Linked DNA regions of Mus musculus: all the other regions are linked to region 1. A link is a loop called in an ENCODE intact Hi-C map of the cell type or tissue named here. Cell type or tissue: gastrocnemius. All regions are shown on one strand. Links, peaks and the distances in the headings refer to the core of each region. The heading gives the core; the rest is flanking DNA.

The links. A loop is a pair of places that touch in the nucleus more often than their neighbours do. Peaks named below come from ENCODE experiments on the same cell type or tissue, not always from the same donor. Only the 100,000 strongest peaks of a DNase experiment are listed, where the experiment ranks them.
Region 2: it touches region 1 in a loop (4-fold over the local background); 31 of 42 quality-filtered maps call a loop at or near these places.
Region 3: a loop joins it to region 1, with 6 times the contacts of the local background. A loop is called at or near these places in 41 of 42 quality-filtered maps.

What each region holds. Positions count from the first base shown.
Region 1 is chr2:167,534,205-167,541,619 of GRCm38, reverse strand. Snai1 (snail family zinc finger 1) reads right to left here and starts at 3,425. Exons shown (of 3, transcript NM_011427.3): 1 at 3,249-3,425; 2 at 2,422-2,949. The coding sequence starts at 3,330. It also overlaps the pseudogene Gm11474. In gastrocnemius, for the core only: a CTCF peak has its summit at 3,654 (motif pointing left); DNase peaks (open chromatin) are centred at 2,884 and 3,574; H3K4me3 peaks cover 3,190 bases; H3K27ac peaks cover 2,756 bases.
Region 2 is chr2:167,891,252-167,898,666 of GRCm38, reverse strand. No RefSeq gene overlaps it. Among named protein-coding and RNA genes, the nearest start is that of Gm33033, 17 kb to the right of the region's middle. In gastrocnemius, for the core only: a CTCF peak has its summit at 3,389; DNase peaks (open chromatin) are centred at 1,596 and 3,404; H3K4me3 peaks cover 500 bases.
Region 3 is chr2:167,601,875-167,609,289 of GRCm38, reverse strand. It overlaps Ube2v1 (ubiquitin-conjugating enzyme E2 variant 1), which reads left to right. Exons shown (of 4, transcript NM_023230.2): 4 at 43-1,651. The coding sequence ends at 189. It overlaps Gm11476 (a long non-coding RNA gene), which reads right to left. Exons shown (of 4, transcript XR_866991.2): 3 at 4,517-4,654; 4 at 1,440-3,109. Among named protein-coding and RNA genes, the nearest start is that of Gm31619, 16 kb to the right of the region's middle. In gastrocnemius, for the core only: a CTCF peak has its summit at 3,902 (motif pointing right); DNase peaks (open chromatin) are centred at 2,559 and 3,914; H3K27ac peaks cover 2,628 bases.

The DNA.
Region 1 (7,415 bases), core at 793-5,792:
GTCACCCACCATACCTCCATAGCCCGGGTTGTAGTCACTGCCTCAGGCAGGGGAGCTGCGACTGGACTTCCTATTACCAGCCTTGAATTTACTTTGATTTACTTTGTCTGGGACAAAGCTTGAGAGGCAGCCTGGAGAGGCCTCCCCACCCCCACCCAGAGCCAGCAAGGCCATTCCTCTGCATGCTGCCAGCAGCCCACCGCTCTGCAGTAAGGAAGCTCTCCTTAACTAACTGCAAGCCCAGGGGCTTACAGACATCTGGGATCCTGACCGGATCCGTGCCCAGCCAGGGCTATAAGGACACACGGGGGCTCTGTGTCCAGTAAGTGCTTAATTACATGCTGTGTAGCTGAAGACTTCTGTGGGTTTGTGCCCCCGAGGATGGCTGAAAGCGGCTCTGTTCAGTGAATACCTGAATTAATAAATGTGCTTTTTAAAAAAGGGGACCTGAGCCTGGGGGTCCATATTTGTAACCCAGCATTGTAGAGACAGAGGGAGGAGGGTCTCTGGTTTAAACCCAGTCTGGCTGAGTTAACAAATACCGACAAAACCAAACATCTGCTGCACCCCTACTATGTGCCAAGCATGAGGCTGTAATGCCAAACGGATTTTCAAAACAAGGCAAGCCTCCCGTCCCTCCCAGCCTGCTAGTCCACAGGCGGTGCCCTTTGGTTGGATTCTAGTGATGGAATTCGGGGCTGAGGAATGGCGCCTGGGTGTGCTGAGCCTCTGGATAGAGGAAATCTCAGCAGGGATCCTGCGGGATCCACCCACTCAGCAGGTATTCACTGAACAGAGCCGCTTTCAGCCCCCCTAGGGGGCACAAACCCACACAAGTCTTCAGCTACACAGGTGGGGCTCCAAAGCCCTGGGTGGTGGTGGACCTTGGCAATCTGTGGGTCCCTACAAGTAAGGGGTGTTGCCCCCTCCCTAGAATGGCCTAACCACTACCTGTCCGTTTAGCAGGGACAGGCGAACTGAAGTACTTAACAAAAGGGAGGTTTCAAGATAACACAGGGTGGGATGGAGCTGGGAGTCTCTGGGCTTGCACAGGAAGTGTAGACACCCCCCCCCCCACACACACACACACTCTCTCTCTCTTCACAGATCCCCGACCCCCAGACGCCTTCATAGTGTTCCTGGCAAGTGTGAAATCGGCACCAGGCCGGCTGGGACAAAGGCCACTAAGGGGGACACTGTACATGTGATACCCCCTGGATTAAAGGGGCCTGCCGTGCAATGAGCCAGCAGCTGCGGCCAAGAACAGGTGCTGGGCACCGCTGCCCCGTGCACCTGCTCTAACCCTGCAGGCCCCCACCCCCTGGGCTACCATTAAGACACACAATGGAACTCCTAGAGAACTGGGTGGTGCATTTCAAGGAGGGTTTTGTCTGAGCCATGCCTTTACATCAAAACAAAGTCCCTGGGGGGTGGGGGGTGGTCGGAGGCAGCCTAGGACCCTGAGGGCTTCAGCTCTTCCCCAAAGTAGAGCCCCACAGCTTAGCAACCCAGCCGGAGAGAGGCAGCCTGTTACACTTTTATAGGTTAAATCTGAGGCAATCCGTGCCTGGGGGGGGGAAACGGGTAATCTTATTCAAGTAATAAAGGTGTCAGTGAGACCTGCAAATACCTCCCTGCCACCCCCAGGCCTCACTGCCCCAATGCTGGCCACCACAAGAGACGCACAGCTCTACCCCAAAGCCTGACACACTTTCCAAAGAGCAGCCCAACCGGAACCCCCACCAAGCCTGGCTGAAGCCTTCCCTCACTTCTAGAAGCTTCCCACGTGGCCCAAGGCTGAGAGGACAGCAAAGTCATGTCTTTGTTTCTCTTCTTAAAAAAAAAAAAAAAAAAAAAAAAAAAAGATGTGTCTATTCTATTCTTGTCCTACATGGATTGGTATGTTGCCTGCATGTATGTCTGTATGAGGGTGTCAGGTCCTCTGGAACTGGACTCTTAACAGGCAGTTAGTTAAGTTGTGAACTACCATGTGTGCTGGGAATTGAACTCAGGACCTCTGGAAGAGTAGCCAGTGCTCTAACCACTGAGCCGTCTTCATAGTCACTGGGAAGTCATTTCTTAGTGGCACCTGCACCTAGCACTTCACTCTACAAAGACCCCACGAAGTGTTCTCTGATACATTTTAGAAACGAGGAAACTGGGGAAGTTCTCGACTCAGGATTCAAGGCCAGGTGCAGAATATCCTGTCTAGCAATATCCTGTCTGACTTCTACAGTGTGGGTTGAGCCCGGATAGGGAACACCTCTTCACTCCTAGCCTCGAACAGCAAGGTACAGAATGGAGAACAACCAACATCTACTTTGTCCACTGCTTGGCAGCCTTAGGAGTAAGTGTTGAGTCCCCCCAGGGTCTAAGGCCAAACAGCCCAGACTCAGAGCTCAGCTATGCACACTCACTCACCAGTGTGGGTGCGGACGTGGCCCTGAAGCAGCCAGGGCCTAGAGAAGGCCTTTCCACAGGTCGTGCAGACACAAGGCAGCGTGTGGCTTCGGATGTGCATCTTCAGAGCGCCCAGGCTGAGGTACTCCTTGTTACAATATTTGCAGTTGAAGATCTTCCGCGACTGGGGGTCCTTGGCCACCGAGAGCCTGGCCAGCTGCTTGGGAAGTTGGCCCAAGCCAGGGAAGGCGATGAAGGCCTCGGCCTCCAGGGAGGAGGCCGAGGTGGACGAGAAGGACGACGGCGCCGGCGAGGGCGGGCTGGGCGGCTGGGAGCTTTTGCCACTGTCCTCATCGGACAGCGAGGTCAGCTCTACGGCCTTGGGGCTCTCCCGCAGCGGGAGGGTGGCCCAGGCAACCGGCCGCACTTGGGGTACCAGGAGAGAGTCCCAGATGAGGGTGGGCAGCGAAGCGGCGGGGTTGAGGACCTCGGGCGGAGGGATGGCGGCCAGCAGGTGGGCCTGGTCGTAGGGCTGCTGGAAGGTGAACTCTGCGGGAAGAGAAGAGACAGCAGGGAGTCAGCTGAGCGGATTCTCGGGGCGCCAGGTGGGGGGGCTTCCCGCCCGCCCCTCCCCTCCCCCGCCCGGACTCCGCAAAGCTACCCCCGCCTTCGAGTCTTCAACTCCCGGAGCCTCCCCGTCCCGGGTCAAAGACACCCTCGGTGGATCCCAACTGCCAAGACCCGGAGCTCCAGATCCACCTGTCGCGCCCGCAGAGCCCGATTCTCACCTCCCCCCAGCACCCTTGGGATCCCCCCCAGCCGCCCGCGTCCCGCACCCCACCACGCACCCACACACGCGTCCTGCAGCTCGCTATAGTTGGGCTTCCGGCGGGGGTCGGACGGCTTCCTGACCAGGAAGGAGCGCGGCATGTTGGCCAGAGCGACCTAGGTAGTCGGGGTCACCGGGTCGCGCAAGGTCGGTAGTCAACTCCGCTCGCGAGGCCCGGCCGCACACTACGATCCCCTAGCAGCAGCAAATTCCTTTAAGTACCAGGGCTGGGGGCGTGACCGTACTGTTGGTCACGCCCCTTTGTCAAGGCTGAGCCAATGGCTGGCGGCGGCGCGGCCGGAGACTGAGACCGGAGCAGGTGCGCCTGGGCTGCTGGGGCTCCCGCCGCGTGGCGCTGAGATTCCGCTTGGGCTCCTCCCGGACCGGACCGCGCGGCTTCCGAGCTCCTCGGGCGACCCCTGGTGGCCGCGCCTGCCCCACGACGAGCGCGGTGCCCCGCAACATCCCCGAGCTGCTGACCTTTGGGCGCTGGGGAGCCAGAAAGTGCGATGATATGCACGCGCTTAGGGGTTCCTGGAACTGTCTACACAGCCCTGAACAAAACACTACCCAGGGATGCCCTACGCAAGGATGGCTTCCCGGCCGTGGGAGAGAGAGACAGACAGAATAAACAGAGGATTCGAATACTAAAGGGAGGTGTGATTTGATGAAAGGAGGTGGGGAGAGACAGCTGTGACTGTCAATGAACGGTCACCTGACAGGGGAGGGTGTCTATGACTTCCTAGAGGAAGTGAAGAAGCACCGAGGGGAAAGGCCCGGGGTAAGAATCAGTAACTTCTGCCTGTCCAACCTTTGAGAGCAGGTTCCAGGATGAGGTTGGTGTTGGGCAGACCCTGAGGGGTCCGATTTCCTGGCCTCGGGTCTTTGGAGGAGTTTGGACTTTGCCTTACAGGCACTGGGGAGTCACGGAAGGACTTTCAGCTGAGGACGGACGTGTTTAGAGTTGCATTGTGAAACACCAATAAGGGCAGGTGCGAGGCAGAGGTAGCAAGGACCAGGGCTAAGGCTCCCGACTTCCTGAAAATCGTGTTGGAACGTTCACAGGGAGGAAGGGTGGCCTCGGAAACCAAACCCACACCCCCATAGTATGGGGTTATAAACACCTATAAAGCAGAGGGTCTACGGAAACCTCTGGGGCACCAGCTAGCATCGAGTCTCTAGGCACTGGAGGTAACAACAGGGAATAGAATCAGACTCCCAGCACTGGGGGTGGGGGGTGGGGGAGTGGGAGGATGGTCAGACAACAGGCAACCATCGTGGAGAACACTGCCCTCTGGGTAGATTTAGTTCATCCATGAGTCTCCCTGAGTCCAGAGGGAGAGCACACAGCGCCCCACCACCACCCTCGTCCCAACGGACAAGTCAGCTGACTAGGTTTTGACTTTTCTCCATCCCCTATGATCAGAGAACAGGCTTTCCTACCACGGGGCCTTGCTTGGTACCTGCCTTCCTCCAGTCCTGTTTTCTCTTCCAGATCCACACCTGGCTAGGCTTCCTTTCATCCCTTTCATCCTTTGTTTCAGCAGCCCCCCACTCCACCCCCTCAGCCTCCCCCAAGCCTGCTTAGTAAGAAGGAAAGAGAAAGGCAAATGAAGCCCACAAGGGGAGGCCTGTTCACAACCTCACACCTGCCAGAGGCCTGAAAGTAAAACTTGGTCAAATGATGGATGCTGGCTGGCATGCCGCTTAGGAAAGGTGTGACTTAGCCCCTAACGGGTGACAGGTGACTCTCCACGCCCAGGAAGCTCCCTTCCTAGGCCGACTGCCACCTAGGGTTTTTCAGCCAAGCTTTTCCTCAAGAGTGTCTGAAAACACCTAAGCCCGCCCTGCCCTCACTGGCAGACACATCCTGATTCGCTTATCTAGGGCGGGGTTGTTGGCATCGAATTTTAACTGTCAAAAGGACTGGATGCCTCTAAAGAGCAACCAAAGCTAAGAACCCACGGCCAGCCTCAAACCCAGACCAAACAAAAGGACAGTCCTGACACCTGTAAATAACCCCCCCCAGCCCCCCACAGGGTTTCTCTTTAGACCAGGCTGCCCTTGAACTCAGAGATTCACCTGGCTCCACCTCCCAAGTGCTGGGATCAAAGGTGTGTGCCACCATGGCCTGGCTGACACCTGTACTCTTAATATCAAAAAGAAAAAGGAAGAGAGAGAGAGAGAGAGAAAGAGAGAGAGAGAGAGAGAGAGAGCAGAAATCCCAAACAAAACAAAACAAAACACTCAAATATCTATCAACAATAGACACGGACTAACCAGGTTGCATACCCACAATAGAAGACCATACAGCAGCAAACAATAGCTACAGCCAGATGGGGGATACATCTGTATCCCTTCTACTTTGGAGGCAGAGCTAGAAAGCTTGGGACTTTGAGGCTAGCACTGAGAAGCCCGTCAGGAAAAGAAAGGAAGGCAGGCGTAGAGTATGTACAATTCCACACAACAAGCAGGACGTGGTGGCGCACGCCTTTGATCCCAGCACTCGAGAGGCAGAGGCAGGCAGATTTCTGAGTTCGAGGCCAGCCTGGTCTACAGAGTGAGTTTCAGGACAGCCAGGGCTATACAGAGAAACCCTGTCTCGAAAAACAACAACAACAACAACAACAACAACAACAACAACAACAACAAAATCCATGCAACAAGGCAGGCTGTAGAGTGTGTACAATTCCATGCAACAGCAGAATGATTCCCACCCCACAGTGATAAGCAAAAGCCAGGAACCAGTGTGCGGTTAGCTGCAGCTGGTCAAAAGTAGGAGTGGAATAGAATTCTGGACGCTCCTGCACTTCCAGAATGAAGGGGGGAGGGACGGGGGGTGGGGTGGGGGGATGTTTAATGTAGAATCTTCTTTAAAAAAAACAAAAAAAAAAAAACCCAAAAGGTATTTATGGCTGCTCTTGTTGTATCCCAAGCCAGCTCCCGACATGGGACTGAAGGACAAATGAAAGAGGCTCACTGGATCCGGAGACCCCAAAGAGGAAGAGGAGGAGGAAGAATTAGGGGACCCCGCCCCCAACAACAGTGAGAAAGCACTGTGAACAGCTGGAGAAGTGTGTAAAGGCCCAGGAACAACTAGAGTTGTGTGATAAGCGCGTGTCTTCCTGATCACAGTCAGAAGAGGGCTGTACAGAGGAGCTCTTTGACTTCCTGCATGCACGGGACCACTGTGTGGCCCCCACGCTCTTTAAAAGCTTGAAGTAAATGTGCAGATTCACCTGCCTCGGCCTTGTCCCTGGGAATCAGGAACAGTTCCTTGTGGATTTGAACATTGGTTTCTAATGCAGTGAGTTCTTCAGAACCTCACTGATTTGGGCAGGTAGCTTCTCTTCTGCAGTAACTAGCAGTGATGTCATCTTAATAAACTGATCTGCAAACTGGCAACAAAATGTATTTACTTATTTACTGTTGTTGTTTTTGAGATACAGTATCACTTTGTAGCCCTGGCTGTCCTGGAATGCACTCTGTAGACAAAGTTAGCCTCAAACTCACAGAGAACTGTCTGCCTCTGCCTCCCGAGTGCTGGGATTAAAGGTATGCGCCAGCACTGCCCATCCACATTTTTATGATTCTGTTTATATGTATGTGCCTGTGTGAGTGCATACCACATGTACAGATGTCCTCAGAGGCCAGACTCCCCTGGCATTTGAGTTAGAGGTGGTTGTGGGCCACATTGTCACTGCTGGGAGACAAACTCACTCAGGTCTACTGTAAGAGCTATTGCTCTTAGCTGCTGAGCTATTGATCCAGCGCTCTCTCTCTCTCTCTCTCTCTCTCTCTCTCTCTCTCTCTCTCTCTCTCTCTCCAGTGTTTCCTAGAATTCCAGATCCTCCTGCCTTTATCTCCCTAGTGCTGAGATCTTATGCAGGAACCTAGACTGTGTAGTGCTACAGGTCAAAGCCAGGCTTGTGTGTGAGTTGTGTGTGAGCTACATCCAGAGCCCTACCCTCAATTCTTTTGCTGTTATTTTGGATCTTTTTTTTTTTTTTTTTTTTTTTTTGAGAGAGTGTCTGTAACCCAGACTGATCTCAAACTCACTATGTAACCAAGGATGACCCTAAACATCTGACCCTCCCCTTCCCAGGAGCAGACATCACAGGTCTCTAGAGACCACCTGAAGGAAAGGTATTTGGCTGGCAAAGGAAATGGAAGTAAGTCTTGTTTC
Region 2 (7,415 bases), core at 972-5,971, 360 kb before region 1:
TAATTTGGAACCTTAGTTTGCTTTCGCCAGGATACTTTATCTCAATAACAGAAACTAGGAAAGACACACATCATCCTACAAGGGACCAGTAGGCCGGAGCCTCGTGCAGGCTCTGCCACTGGGCCTTACTGCCAGTTACTGTACCCTGCCTGCTGTCAGAGTTGCTTGATAACCCTCGTTAAGGAACTACATTTCGGCTGCTGGGCGCATGGTGCGTGCGGCTGCTGTGCGTATGCTCAAGTGCGCGAGGAGGAACCTTGGTGGTTCTCTTCCACTCATCCTGTTCCGACATGGGCTCACGCAACACGTGGGATCAGGGTTCCCCCAGGAAGTCAACTTTTTCAATTGGTCACCCAAATTCGCACATCTTCTCTGTCCTGAGCACGTGGGAAATAAGCCAGTCTCCCAGCGGATATAGGCGCTATGGTTGTCCTCATTTTACCGACTATGGAGAGGTTAAGTAACCCACTCAAAGCCGCACAGCTGGCCTGGTGGGAGGGCTTTTAAAACGACAATTCACCAGAACCCATCTGGTTCTGCAAAACTGGCCAAACTCCCGGGAGCTGTTTTCAAAAGGCGCCCATTCAGCCAGCCTGGGCATCAGGGCCTGGGGACTTGTAATGCCAGACAGTGATTCTAAAAAGCAGCTGAGACTTGGGGGAACCCTGGCTGGTGGCTTTCTTTAGATGGCCATAAGGATTTTCTCCACAGGACTCAAGTGACAAAGGAAAACAAACCTACCTACTACCACTTCCTGTTTAGAGGAGAGAAGAGAGATCTTCATGGACGCATGTTATGGAAATTTCCAAGCACACGAACGTTCTCAGAGCTGAGTGATTAAGAATTTTAATTAAATTAATTAATTAATTAATTAATTTTAAGAATTTGTAGACTCCGGAGCGCAGCGCAGAGCTGTGTGATAGATGTGATGGATGCCTGGGGGATGGGGTGTGTATGGGGGTGGGGTGAGGGTGAGGCCTGCATCTCAAAGGTTTCAGAGGTTGGTAATCACGCTTTGGGGTCCTGTGTTCTACACACATCCTATCACCATACCTTAGTCATGGGGCAAATCCTCGAGGCAAGAGCTGCTGGGAAATGCTAACCAGCAGTGGGCCTCCCCATGATCCTGTCATGAGGTGCAGAGAAAGGTGTTGTCATGGGTGTCTCCGTGCGTGCCACAGGGCCTGTGTGGAGTTTGTTCTTCTTTTCCACCTTTGTGTGGGTTCCGAGGTACTTAGCTTAGGTACCAGGCTTGCATGGTAAGTGCCTTTATCAATGGGGCCATCTTGCCAGCCCTTCCCCACCTTGTTTTTGGAGGCAGGGTCTCTCGAAGGAGACCGTCCCTTCTGCTAGGCTACCTGGCCCTAGGGGTTCAATTGTCACCACCTGCCCAGGCCTGAGACTACAAGACTGTGCCACCACACCTAGCCTTTACTGGGCTGTAGAAGCTTAACCCATGCTCTTGGGCGTTCATGACAGGCAGCTGACTGCCCGAGCCATCTCCCCTGCTCCTGCCCCCCCAGGCACCACAGAAGAGCATAAAGTTTGGACTCTGGGACACAACACATTCCTCACCCCCTGGAGGAGCCTGTGCCATATGGTTTCAGGATCGCATCTAACCATGACTGCCAACTTCAGGAGGCCCCACTTGGCCGGTCTCTGGCTTGGGCTATGCCGTATGGCTGGATAATGCAATAGACACATGTGGGGCCTTTGCATTATCAACAGTAACAGATTAGAGCCAACAACGCTTATTTTAAAATTTCTTCTCTGGGGTATTGTCATCAGGGTTAGGGTAGACATTAATTAATATTTTGCTGATTATGTAAGAAGCCACATGTGGGGACTCAGATCGCTTTTGGCTGGAGACTCTGACTCCCAGCAGCTCTTGCACCAGACGAGGGTAAGGTTTGTGGATGAAGATGAGGAGGGTGGACTTGATCTTGAGGCCACGAGGGGCCATGCAAGAGGTTATATCAGGAGAGAGCCCTGAACAGCATTTAATGCAAATTAAATACAAGGTGGCAGTCAGGCAGAGTCTATGCTGTGATCTGGACAATGTTTGGGAGATCCCAACATGAACCACAGCAACGGGGAGTAACGATCGTCACACTTAAAACGCTGGTCCCGTTTCTCCACCCATTGCCGTCTTTCCTACGTATGCTGCCATGTCTAGGGCACGTTCTTCTTTTAAAAGCACATATTTTTCCCTTACTTAAATATTTATTTTTGAGACAGGCTCTCAGGTCGGCACTGAATGCTCCAAAAAGTATAATGTGGTGTTGAACTCCTAGTCTCCTGACTACATTGCTCGTGTGTGTGTGTCCACCCCAGCTAACCTAGGGGTTTGTGCATGCTAGCCTGAACAAACCCTCTACCAACCAAGTTATCTCCCTAGCCCCAAGTGAGTTTGGTTTCTAGATTGTGTGTGTGTGTGTGTTGTTGTTGTTGTTGTTGTTGTTGTTGCTCTTGGAGATCAGAGGAGGAAATCCGATGCCCTGGAACTGGAGTTACATATGGTTACATGCTGCCAAGTGGGTCCTGGGAACTGGACTCCAGTCCTTTGGCAGAACCAAAAGTAGTCTTAGATACAGAGTGGTCTCTTCAGCCCAAGAATTTAGCTTTTAAAGGAAATCGCCTCACTCCATTGTGCACAACATCCCAGCTGGGGCTTTGCTGCCACTAAGAGACCCCAGATTCTCAGCAGCTTGTTAGGGGTGCTGGTAGCTGTCCTAGAACTCCTTCCTGGCCCTTCAGCCTCAGCCTCTGAAATGTTGGGGTCACAGAAGAGCACCCACACCCACTGTATGACTGGCTGGTCCTGGGATGGGCCACGTCTGTTTGTGTGTCATCCACCCCTGTTCAGCCGCAGACTCAGGAGCACAACTCCATCAAGCCATTGCTGCTACAGAGAGAAAAGAGTCAGACCCAAGGATGGCTTCCGAAGATCCTGTTCAGAAGTTCAGCTCACCTAGTAAAAATCTCCTGTGCCACGCCATCTACTACATGGTCTGCGATGGGAGCCGGGCTCTTGGCCTGTTGTAGTGTTATGTCTTCATTGGATCAGCCTTGTTCACTTGCAGGGATCTATCCTTATCAGGCCCGGGAACCTCAGACATTCCCTAGGAGAAGTGGGCGGGGGAGCTTCTCAGCCCCTCTTCCCATGCGAGTGTGTGTGAGAGTGAGTGAGTGAGTGAGTGAGTGAGTGAGAGTGAGTGAGTGAGTGAGTGAGTGAGTGAGTGAGTGAGTGAGTGAGTGAGTGAGTGAGTGTGCTGTGGTGTGCGCCCTGAGCTGGGCCCACCCGAAGTTCCCGCGTGAACGAACATCGATCGGGTGGGCATTTGCGGAACGATACTGCGGTCCATGAGCAGTTCCAGGCGCGCCCGCCAGGTGTCGCCCCTTCCCAGCGGTCGGAAGGCGCTGCTGAGCGGGCGGGTACCAGGGAGCCGGTGACGCACTGTTTGAACCAAGCTCATCCAGTCGGTCGGTCTCCCAGGTTAGGTTGCTTCTGAAGCCTTGATGCTCACGAGCCGCCCAGCATTTCTACGCGCCTCGTGTTGTATAGATGGGAAGTGAGGTTGAGGGAGTTGTAGAGCCTCAGGGGTCCCAGCTAGTAAATGGGAGACAGAATTCCACCTCGGACTGAGTCAGACACACGAAGAGTTCTGACACCCAGCAGGAGGCAGTAGGATCCATGTTATTTTAATAGGTACTCCGTCTCAGACAGACACTAGGCAAAAACAAACAAACAAACACCTGGGAGACTTCAAAAGTTTGTTGTTGTTTTTTTTTAGTCACTTAACTCTACTTTGAAAATCATTATTATTTTGATTTAGAAATCTCTAGGAGGTTGAGGCATGAGAATCAAGAGTTGAAGGTCAGCTTGATCTTCATAGAAGACATCCTTGGCTCCAAGGAGGAGGAAGAGGAGAAGGAGGAGGAGGGGGAGGGGGGAGGGGGAGGGGGGAGGAGAGGAGAAGGAGGAAGAGGAGGAAAACTACCCACTCTCAGGTCTTGAGGCAGTGCCTTCCTGACAATGATGTTATTCTTATTTCTCTTTGAAATCTTCATGGGCTGGCAAGATAGCTCAGTAGGTAAAGGTGCTTGCTGCCAACCTGGACAAACTTGATCCCAGGGATACACATGGTAGAAAGAGACTGCTTCTGCAAGCTGACCTTCACAAACATGCTGTGGTGTGAGTGTGCATACATACATACACACAAATAAATAAATAAATAAAAGAATGTCATTTCTTTAAAATTGTTTTTTTCTTCTTCTTCTGGTTTTTCCAGACAAGGTTTCTCTGTGCAACAGCCCTGGCTGTGCTGGAACCTGCCGATTTGTAGACCAGACTGACCTCGAACTCACAGAGATCCTCTTGCCTCTGCCTCCTGAGTGCTGGGATTAAAGGCATGCACCACCATGCCTGGCGTAATCTTTTAATCTTAAAATAAATCAGCTAAGAAATGAACACATATGGGAAAATGTTGTAATAGGAAACTGAGACCAGGGTGGGGGGGTGTTGACTTTGTAGTGCATGGCTCCTACGTGTAGAGTCACAACTCTACCCTAGACTGAGTTAGAGGGCTAGGACTCGGCTGCCTAAAGAGAGTGGGTTGTTCTCTGCGTCTGCTGACTGCCAGACCCGGTACCTCTCCTCCACCTCCCCTCCTGCAAACCCTCGTGGTCACTGTGTCTCAGGGATTGTTGCTGAGAGAGCCAGGAGGTAGGTGCTAGGCACGTGAGCAGATTCCTGTCCTCCCTGTTGCTCCACACCCTGTTCTGAGCAAGTTTGTTTTCTTTTTCCCCCTCTTAACAATGCACCTTGGTGATCCCTCCAGACCAACACCAGGAAAACGTGCTTCACACATTCCACAGTGCGAACATAAACTTGAACCTCGATGGGTGCCTGGCCATAGCTGTTTCTAAGCTTTGTAGCTAATAAACACCACACAATTATCGCCTGTGCGCTCAAGCCACTGCTCTGTTCCCTCTGATGCACTCCTAGAGACTCTGCTGTCCGTCACAGGACACAGGCTTTTGAAACTTCCACAATGATTGTCTAAATGTTTAAGGTTGAACCTACTCAGAGACATTCAGCCCAGATGCCAGGGAGGCCCTGGTTTTTCCTGCCTGGAGCCCGGGCCCACTACAGTCAGGCTCTATCTCCACCTGGCCAGTAGAGGACATAACTGTCCACAAGGTCTAGCCTGGAGCACTCATCATTTTATGTTAGGGCTTGAGTTTTAAAGTGCGTGTCCAGGATCAGTGAGGCGGCTCAACGGGTGAAGCAGCTTGCCACCAAGCCTGATGACTTGAGTTCGATTCCCTGGACCTGTATGGTGGAAGGAGAGAACAGACTCATTTGACAACACACACACACACACACACACACACACACACACACACCATGGCCTGCACATGCCCCTTCCCGGCCAAATAAATTTGAAAACATACTCTCTAAGAGATGCATGTGTGGGCCATTTGCCTTGCTTTTCTGTAGAGAGGCGAGTGTTTTGTTTATTCGTTTGTTTTCCCTATTTCTCTACTTCTAGCGAACAGTTGTATTTCTGACGGCTTGGCAGGATTGCTTCTTAAATGTTTATTTTAAGACAGGAGCTTGCTCTGTAGCCCAAGGGCTGACATGACAGGTGTGTGTTTACTCGGGGCTGGGGGGGTCTTTACTAGGGCTGAGGGAGTGCAGAGTTTGGCATCACATATGTTAGCAATGTACATGTTTTAAGCATATGTATGAAACAAAGACAGAACCCTCACGGGCCATGGCGGTTCACCCTCTCTTCTCTAAGTGTGCCTTTGCACTAAACTTATTTATTGTCTGTTTAAGGATTTTTAGTGGTGTAACAGGAAAGTCAGAAGTCCAAGGTCATCCTTGAGGACATAGCAAGATGGACCACGACAAGTCGCCCTGACGAACACAGCATCTGATCCACACCACCCTCCACGGGGTCTGACGAACACAGCATCTGATCCACACCACCCTGCACGCCGTCTGACGAACACAGCATCTGATCCACACCACCCTCCACGGGGTCTTTTTGTTTGTTTGTTTGGGTTTTTTTGTTTTTGTTTCGAGACAGGGTTTCTCGGTATAGCCCTGGCTGTCCTGGAACTCACTCTGTAAACCAGGCTGGCCTCGAACTCAGAAATCCGCCTGCCTCTGCCTCCCGAGTACTGGAATTAAAGGCGTGCGCCACCACGCCCGGCCCTCCATGCGATCTTAAGAAGATCCTGCCAACAAGACCAACCACCCGCTCCAGCTCCATTTTACAGATGGGCAAACCGAAGCTCAGAGGAGAAAGGTTTCACCTAAGGTCTCATGGCTGCTGAGTGACAGAGGGCTCAACTCCATATCCATATTTCTTTGCTACTTCTGCCATTACCCACTGTGACCCTTCTGCCTGAGGAACAGCCTTGGTGAACCGAGAGGGGTCCCACTCTGTACCCTCCGCCGGAAATATCTGTAGTTCAAGGTCCTGGCCACTGAGAGGCGCTGGAGACACGTTCCTTGCCTGGTGAGTAGGGCCAGGAACAGACTCCCTCCAGGCAGAGTCTCTGCTAGCTGGGGTGGCTCGGGGCAGAGCGACTATCTCCTGTCACACATGGGCAGCTCCTTCGGCCTTCACTTCCCTACAGGGACTTCAGGGTTGCAGAGCTGTGTGGCCCAGCTCAGCTGGGGACATGCTTTCCTGAGGCCGTCATCTTTCTCTGGGGATGGGGCTGTCCTGCACCCAGCAGGGAGTTTAACAGTGGTAGCTCTTCCCACTGAAATAGAGTCCAAGCCGTCTCTAGACTTTCCCGTGTGCCCCGTGGGAGGGCAGCGCATGCCCCCGCAGATGAGAATTTCTTTTGCACAGGTCACGTAGGGGACAGAATTCAACTCTGGCTCTGCTTCACACACAAGGACAGACCAGTGGCCTGCGAGGCAAGGATGGGCGCCAGACACCATGGTGATAACAGAGGGTGGAAGCTCAGAGAGGTTCGGAACCTGCCCACCCAGCTTCAGTGTCTGCGCCCCTGACCACTATGCCCCGTGGCCAGCAGAGAAACACGCAGCATTCATTCATGCCTCTCACTTTAATCACCTCCTCCACTCATACAAAACACACCCTTATTGTTAGTCTTCTTTTCTTTTTACATCTGTTTATTGTGTATGTAGAGGTCAGAGGACAGTTGTATGGAACCGGTTCTCTCTTTTCCCATATGGGCTCTGGGGATAGAACTCACGCAGTCAGATTTGGCAGCAAGCCCCTTAACCACTGAGCTCTCTTGCAGGCCCCTGCTGTCATTTCCTCGTGTTGTCGTTTTGGTGTTTTGAGTCAGGATCTCACTGTGTAGCAGAGGCTGTCCTCAAAGTCTTCCAGCTTCCTGCATGTTGGAATTCCAGGTGTGAGCCC
Region 3 (7,415 bases), core at 972-5,971, 67 kb before region 1:
GCTGCTGAGTCTACAGTAATGTGTGCATTTGCCTCTGCGCAGGTGGATCCGAGAGCCACGGCAGTGCTGGCAAAGTGGCAGAACTCCCACAGCATCAAAGTCATCCTGCAGGAACTGCGGCGCCTGATGATGTCAAAAGAGAACATGAAGCTGCCACAGCCGCCGGAAGGACAGTGTTACAGCAATTAGTCACCAAGGCCCCGGCCTCCCCTCCCCATCCAACCCAAGTCTTCATTTTCCACAGTAGTGAATTTTCTAGATACATCTGTAGACCTCAAAGTACCGGAGAGGAAGCTCCACTCAGCCTTCATCCTGAGACACTGTTCTGATACTAACTTCTCGTCCATTTGAAATACCTAAGTTGTGCTGTGTAACATCAACTGTTGAGTGTAACCGCTGTCTGCCTGGTTGAACTTCTGGGATCAAGAAGGTGTTGAAATCGGTTTCCTGTGGGAGCGGTGGGCACAGCTAACGCAACTGTGAACAGACACGTCACACAATCACCTGCTGCTGGCCCTTGGCCTGGGTCTGCCTTTGCCCGCCCCGCCCTCCGCCACAGCTGTGTGGTGGCCCTTAGAATAGATGGGAAGGCTTCAGGTAGCAGTTGTGGGACTGACTACTGCTGGGCTTGGGGCGCTTTGGCTGCACCCCTGCTTCTTAAGTCTTAAGTGATGCCCCATCCAAGCCATGGTCCCCACTCCTCCACTCCCACCCTTGGCCAAAGCTTAGATTGTAACCCTCCCCTCCCTCTGAAATTGGCCGCGGGTGAGGAATTCAGGGCTTCCCGTGTCCCCACCTTTATCAAGGGGTGCTGCTTCCCCTCCTCAACTCCCCTGTTGCCCATCACCACCCAACACTTGCTGTGGCCAGAAGCCATCAGATGAGGTTGGAATTGCCTGGCCTCCCTCACTTAGCTCCGGACCACACTCACCTGCCACCAGCCTGGGAAGGGAGCGCCGGGTCCTCAGCCCTGCTGCCACCGTCAGCCCTCGAGCTTTGTGCTCAGGTCTAAGGTAAACAGCAGTCACAGGGCGACTCGGACCGGCCAGCGCTCAGGGTCCTTGGTGAAAAGATGCCTAGAGAAAGGCCATGCGGAGTCCTCAGTGCACACGGTTCTGAGTTGGTTCCTTTTCCCATCATTGCTTTGCTTTTACACATTGAAGAGGTTTGAACAGGGCTCTCGTCACCCTGGCCACCCATCGGGTCTGATGTGGAGCCTGACAGCTGGAGCACGAGGCCCTGACCCTGCAGACTCAGGTTTCAGTGTTGCTCCTCAGACCCTCTGCAGGGACCAGGAGGAGCTCTGTGTCCCCATGTTTGCAGATCATCTGCAGATCCGTGGGCCTGGCCTCCTGGCTCACTGCCACGCTCCCCACTCTGTTCAGGACCACTAAATGTTGAAATGTGGATGCATACCGAAATAAAGGCAATCCGTTGTGTTGCAGAGCTCGGTGGTTTTATTTTAAGCACGTGTGTGGCTCCACCTTCTGAAGCAGCAGCTATGAGGTCTAAAGAGTGGCTGGTGGGGCCTTTGATCTATCTGGGGCAAACTAGCTCTCCGGTAGGCACCCTGTAAGTCAAGCTTGACTGTCCATAAGCAACGTTCTGTCGTCGTCCGAGTCTACTATAATAAAAAAGTATGCTTTGATACAGGGCAGGCTGTGCCCTTCTTCAGCCTATTCAGTGGGGCCTGCCTGATGGCTGAAACCAGCACTTTACCTCTTAGGAAAACATTCAGGGTTCTCCAGCCAAGTTTAGGCTCTTCCCTCACTGTGCATGAGGGACAGACCTCTCGATACTTGGTGAGATGCAATGTCAGGCACAGTGAGGCAGGGTCTGGCTATTTCATAACCCTGGCTGTCCTGGAACTCACTCTGCAGAGCAGGCCGGCCTCCAACTCTCCAATTCTCCTGCCTCTGCTCCTAGGTGCTGGGATTAAAGGGCTGCTCTCCACTACAAGCCGAAACATAGCTGTTAAAGGCTCTTCAGGCGGGGAATTTGACCTAGAGACCCTGGGAAAAGCAAAGTGGCTGGTTGTGGTTGTACACACCTGTAGCCCTCCTCCTTAGGGGCGATGCAGGAGGATGAGTTCAAGACTCCAGGGAAGTATGTCCTCTTTGAGCCTCACAGGCCCCATGAATGACTAGTTAAGTCTAGCAGATCACAGCAAAATGGGTGTGGCGTAGGTACTTGGGTAAAAATGAAAATTGGTTTCCCCTTGCTTAAGTTGCCTTGGGGCACTCCAGCTGCTGGCTCCTTGGGGAGAGCCTGCACTGGTTGGACTCTATGCTAAAATTGGACGGATGTGTCATAGCTGTGATGTTGCAAACAAGAATTTCGATCTGATAGAGTGGCAGCTGTCTACCATACAAGGGGTGAGAGCAGGTCTGAATGTCTTGACTCAGGAGTTGAGCTTCATCCTGGAGATACACAGGCCAGCCTACAGCTGGGGCAGACATTCCCTCTGGCACATGGCGCAACAGGCTGCCCTCCAGAAGGCCCTGCCAGACCCCAGGTGCTTGGTGCTGGCCTGGGCTTGTTAGTTCACTGCCAGGTCACTTGGGGCTCCAGGCTGGGGTCTCCACTCAGCAGAGCTTGCAGACAGTACATCCTCCTTTGAGGGTGTGACCTCACGTGACCCCAGCATGAGCCCACAGGATCTGGCTTTTGCACTGTGGGGTCCACGTGGGTCCCTTGATGTCCAACAGCTGCAATGGCTTGGGAGATGGAGATCCTAGAGCCAGTCTTGTAGCTGCTGCCACCAGCTGTCACTGAGAAGCCACCGTGCACACACAGGTGTGAAGGTCTCATTCAACACCAACATTTTCCGTGGAAGTAAATTTTACATGCTGTCTCCCAGAAACCACAAGTCCGGTAGCCTACTGGTACATGGGCAACAGTGGCCAAGCCTGTAGTCTCTGTGGGGTACCAGGTCCTCCCACGATGTTTAATGTGTGTCCTTTGGCTTTTAGGGAGCCACAGTTCTAGGAGCTCTTTGAGGAACGCGCTATGGCCTCAGGAGCCTGGGTGCTGGCATTTGTGTTCCCGAGCGGCTGGGCAGGAAGCTGATGAGGACACCATCCACCTGTCCCCGTCATCACAGCTGCTGCTAAATGTCAGTCATGAGAAACCAGAAGTGTCAGTAAACAGAAGAGGTGTGTGGCGGGGGTCACTTTAGGATCATCTTTTTTTTTTTTTCTTTTTAAATTCCATATGCAATAGTGAGTCTCATTCTGACGTTTCACACGTTAGTGTGTCCTGATCATGTGACCTCCGGTTTACACTTATGCTTTTTGTGAGCGAGAGTCTCTTGTAGCTTCCCAGCAGATCCTGGGCAGACACAGCCAGACCATCCCCACTGGGACTAGCTTTATCTTGGGGCACTGCTTCTGGTTACCAGAGGCATTCAGTAAGGAGGAGTGATGTCACCTACCGTCAAGACCATGATAGTGACCCTTAGTTGACTGAGGTGTGGCAATGACGAGAAAAGCCTATCTCAAATGTGTAAAAAAAAAAAAAAATCACGTCAGGGTGGGCGTGTGGCTGAAGCTGACACATTCAGGCTCTATCACACCTGATAGGGACATATTTATTCCTATTGTTTGCCCCTCCTGCCCCACTGAGCGTCAGCTGTGAGCAGCGAGGCCCAGCCTAACTCCACAAATGCTACTGACTGAGTGGAACCGAGGCAGAGGCGGGGTAGGCATTGTTGAGGGTGTGAGGAGGGAATGCACCAGTTCTCCATTGTAGGCCTCAAGGCCAGAGTCTACTGTATGACTTCAGGCAGGTTCACTAACCTCTCCGTGCCTGGGTCACACACCGCTGCAAACACCTTGGCCCAAGTCTGCATGAAGTACTGCCTCCAGGTTCAGCTCAAGCCTTAGCACCCATTGAAGTCAGCAGAGGGCGCCCTTGTGCTACAGACTACTGCCTCACCCACATCGGTTCCCAGCCAGCTGGACTAAAACAGGGACAGGTGGGGACAGATGTGGCCACTGAGCAGGAAAGGAGTTCCCAGCTCCAGGGTGTCCCGCAGAGAAAACAGCAGAGAAAGGCAGTCCCCCACCCCTTAACTTGTGCTGTCCCTTGGCTCCTGAGATTTCAGTGAGGGTAGAGGCAGGGGTGGGGTCTCAGGGGTGGGGTCCTCTGGAGGCCACCAACTGCAGGCAAAGGCCTAAAGGGCCCCGGGGCGAAACAGAAGAGGAAAAATGGGTGTCTGGAACACAGGCCTCATAGGCCAGCCTTTCCCCTTGTGGAGCTGGTGAGGTGAGGTGTCTGTTTCTGTGGGGACAGTGCACTGAAGGTCATTTCTGTCATTATTTTCCCTGTTCCCTGTTCCCACCCCTGAGCAGCCTCACCCGCACCTGAGGCGAGTATCTGAGAAGAAACTCCTTTCTGTTTCCCCACCTGCCCATCAGCCCTTCCCCAGGCGACAGCCCTGACAGTCCCCTTTCCATCCGGTAAAGACCCAGCCCCGAGCTGCCCCCAGCAGGCTTTCCTCCCCTGACACACTCACCCAGCAAGCATCTTGTGTGTGCTCACTGCGTGTCAGAGCCTGTGCAGTGAACAAGAGCTGTGAGTTGGGATGGTAGTGGGCTGGGGGACTAGGAGGCAGGTGCACACAGTGTGGCTTTAGAGGTGTCCAGAGAGTGCCCTGTGGAGATCAAGGGGTGATGGAGAGGATAGTCAGTGCCTTTGAAGGGGTGACTGACCAGGCACTGTTGGCAGTTCTAGGTGGGGGAGGCTGAGACCACAGGCCTGGGTTGAAAGGTTCGGGTCACAGTGTCACACTAATGCCCCCAGTGTGCCGCACTGAACAGGTACCCAAGGAACAGATAAAGGGACATGTGACAGTCTGGGAACCCCTGCAACCTCCCACTGGCTCAGTGGACACAGAACAATGGCCCGTCACCCACAGAAGGAGCTGGGACTGCTGTACCCACCACTCACAGTTTGGGGGCCACCTCTCCTACTCAGTAAACTCCCAGCATTCCTGGCCCACTGTGAACCCATGACTTGCTCCTCAGGTAGGGGTCACTTCTTCCCCGCCAGCCTCCCAGTGCACCCGTGGCTCTCTGGCACTCGCTTATATCACAGCTTCCTCAGAACATAATTATTTTTTCTCTCAGATAATTCAGACCAGGAGACTCCCCGACCCCTTCTGGCCACACTCTCACCCCCCTCCCTAACTGACCCCTCTGACATAGTGATTGCTTCAGGTCAGAGACCCGATGCCCAAAAGCCCTGGCTTCCCTCCTGGCCCAGCCCCAAGAACCTGGTTGCGCCCACCCATCCACCCAGGTCTACCCACTTAGCTGTATTCTTTTCCAGAACCCAAACTCTTATCATTCTGACACACCCTTTGCATCCAGAAAGCACAGGACTCTACAGTTTATACAGTGAGCCACATTACAATGCCTTCACTTAGACAGGAACACGCTGAGGCGCCCACTTCTGCATTCACCCTGCTCAACTAGTGTGTGTATGTGTGTGTGTGTGTGTGTGTGTTACTACCAGAGCCCCAAAGGTGTAGCAGAAAGCTGACCACTGGCACACTATGCTGGCAGAGGTGACCTAGGATGGCCATGACCCCTGCAGAGACAGGAAATTGACAGTAACAAATTATATAGAGGAGTTAAGGCAGAGAATGGGTTCGCACAGACGGGGCAGAGGGTCCCTGGAGTCGGAGAAAGCCAACGAGGTAGCCCTCGAACAAAGATGGAGAATCTGCCAGCATCCGAGGGGAGAAAGGTTTCAGACAGATGAGACTAGAGCAAAAGCCCCCGAGGCAGGGGCATGGTAGACTTGAAGTTGTAGCTGGGAGGTCTGCATAGCTGCAAGGGAGCAAGGAAGGAGGAGGCAGGGGACAAGGAAGTGACCGTGTCCCTGAAGCAAGGCTGGAATCTACGCTGGTGCCCCAGACCAAGGCCAGAGCTACTGATGATTTGGGTACCAGGTACCTTACTCTGCAGCCTGGTTCAACAAACCCACCAGGACTGTGTAGCTGCAGGGCTGGCCTCCCACCCTGTCACTGCTTGTCCCTCTGTGGCCTGAGTCCAGCAAACCTTAGCCAGCTGTTTGCTGCTGGGGTGAGCAAGGACTCTGATACCCAGGGAGGGGCGCCATCTGCTCAAAGACAGCACGTTTGAGTATGGGCCTGCGAGCCGGGGTTAGCTCTCCCTCCACAAGTTGGCAGGGTCTGTCTGTCCTTCAGAGGACCCTGGAGCAGCACATCTCTATCTATAAGCTCTGTGATATGGATAAGCATGGGCTCTGGGACAAGTCCCAAACTCAGATCTACCGCAAGTGCCCTCTGAGTGGCCGTAGCCTGAATGTCATGGGCCCCCAGAATCCCTCACACCACAAGGGTCCCTCCAAGAACCATGTTCTGTGGCTGCTAATGGGGACTACTGGCCTTCTTCCCTGCCACCTTTCCTTCCTTCTCAACACCCCTTGACCCAGAAACCAGGACTTTCTATAGGCCCTGGGGTCAGAGGGAGACACCTGGTACACTGCCCTGGGTGAGACACTCACTTCCCATAACAAGCCACCTGTGTTCCACAGCTTTGGGCCTGGAACTTTAACAGTTTCAAGGCTGTTTCCCCTCTTCCGGGCTCTTCTTGGGCACAGGCTATAGTGGGGTCCTGCTGCAAGAAGTGAGGGGCAGGTGGCTTAGAGGGTTAGTGAGCCCTGTCATACCAGAGAGACCTCTCCAAAGTCAGTCAGTTGTCACACCTGTGGGGCTGACTCTAGCACCCAGAGGGCAGGAACCAAGGACACTGTGAGCCCCAGGTGACCAGGCAGCCCCACCCTCACCCCCAGATGCACAGAGGATCTGGTCTCAGCGTGGTCTAAGCCAACACAGCTAGTGAGCAAGGTTCCTTTCAGCTGAGCTCTAGACAGATCCTAAAAGACCAAGGGTGTGCATGAGCAGCCAGGGCAAGGTCTGTCACAGTCAGCCTCAGCTGTCACCTTGACACAAAGGCAGCATCACCTGGGAAGAGGGAACCTCAACGGAAGAATTACCCAGATCAGATTGGCCTGTGGCCATGTCTTCGAGGCACTTTCTTAATTGTTAATTGGTGTGGGAAGGCCCAGCCCACTGTGGGTGGTGCCAATCCTAGGCAGATCAACCTGGGCTGTGTAAGAAAGATTGCTGAAGCCTGGATGGTAGCCTACACCTTTAATCCCATTACCCTGGATGCAGAAGCAGACAAATCTCTGTATATTTGAAGGCAACCTGGTCTGCAGAGCAAGTTCTAGGACAGTCAGCCCTATGTATGGATACCCTGTCTCAAAAACCAGAAACAACCTTACTGACTGAGTCTAGCAGCTCACACCTTTAAACACGGCACTTGGGAGGCAGTGGCAGGCAGATCTCTATGTGAGCTTGATGCCAGCCTGGTCCATAAAGT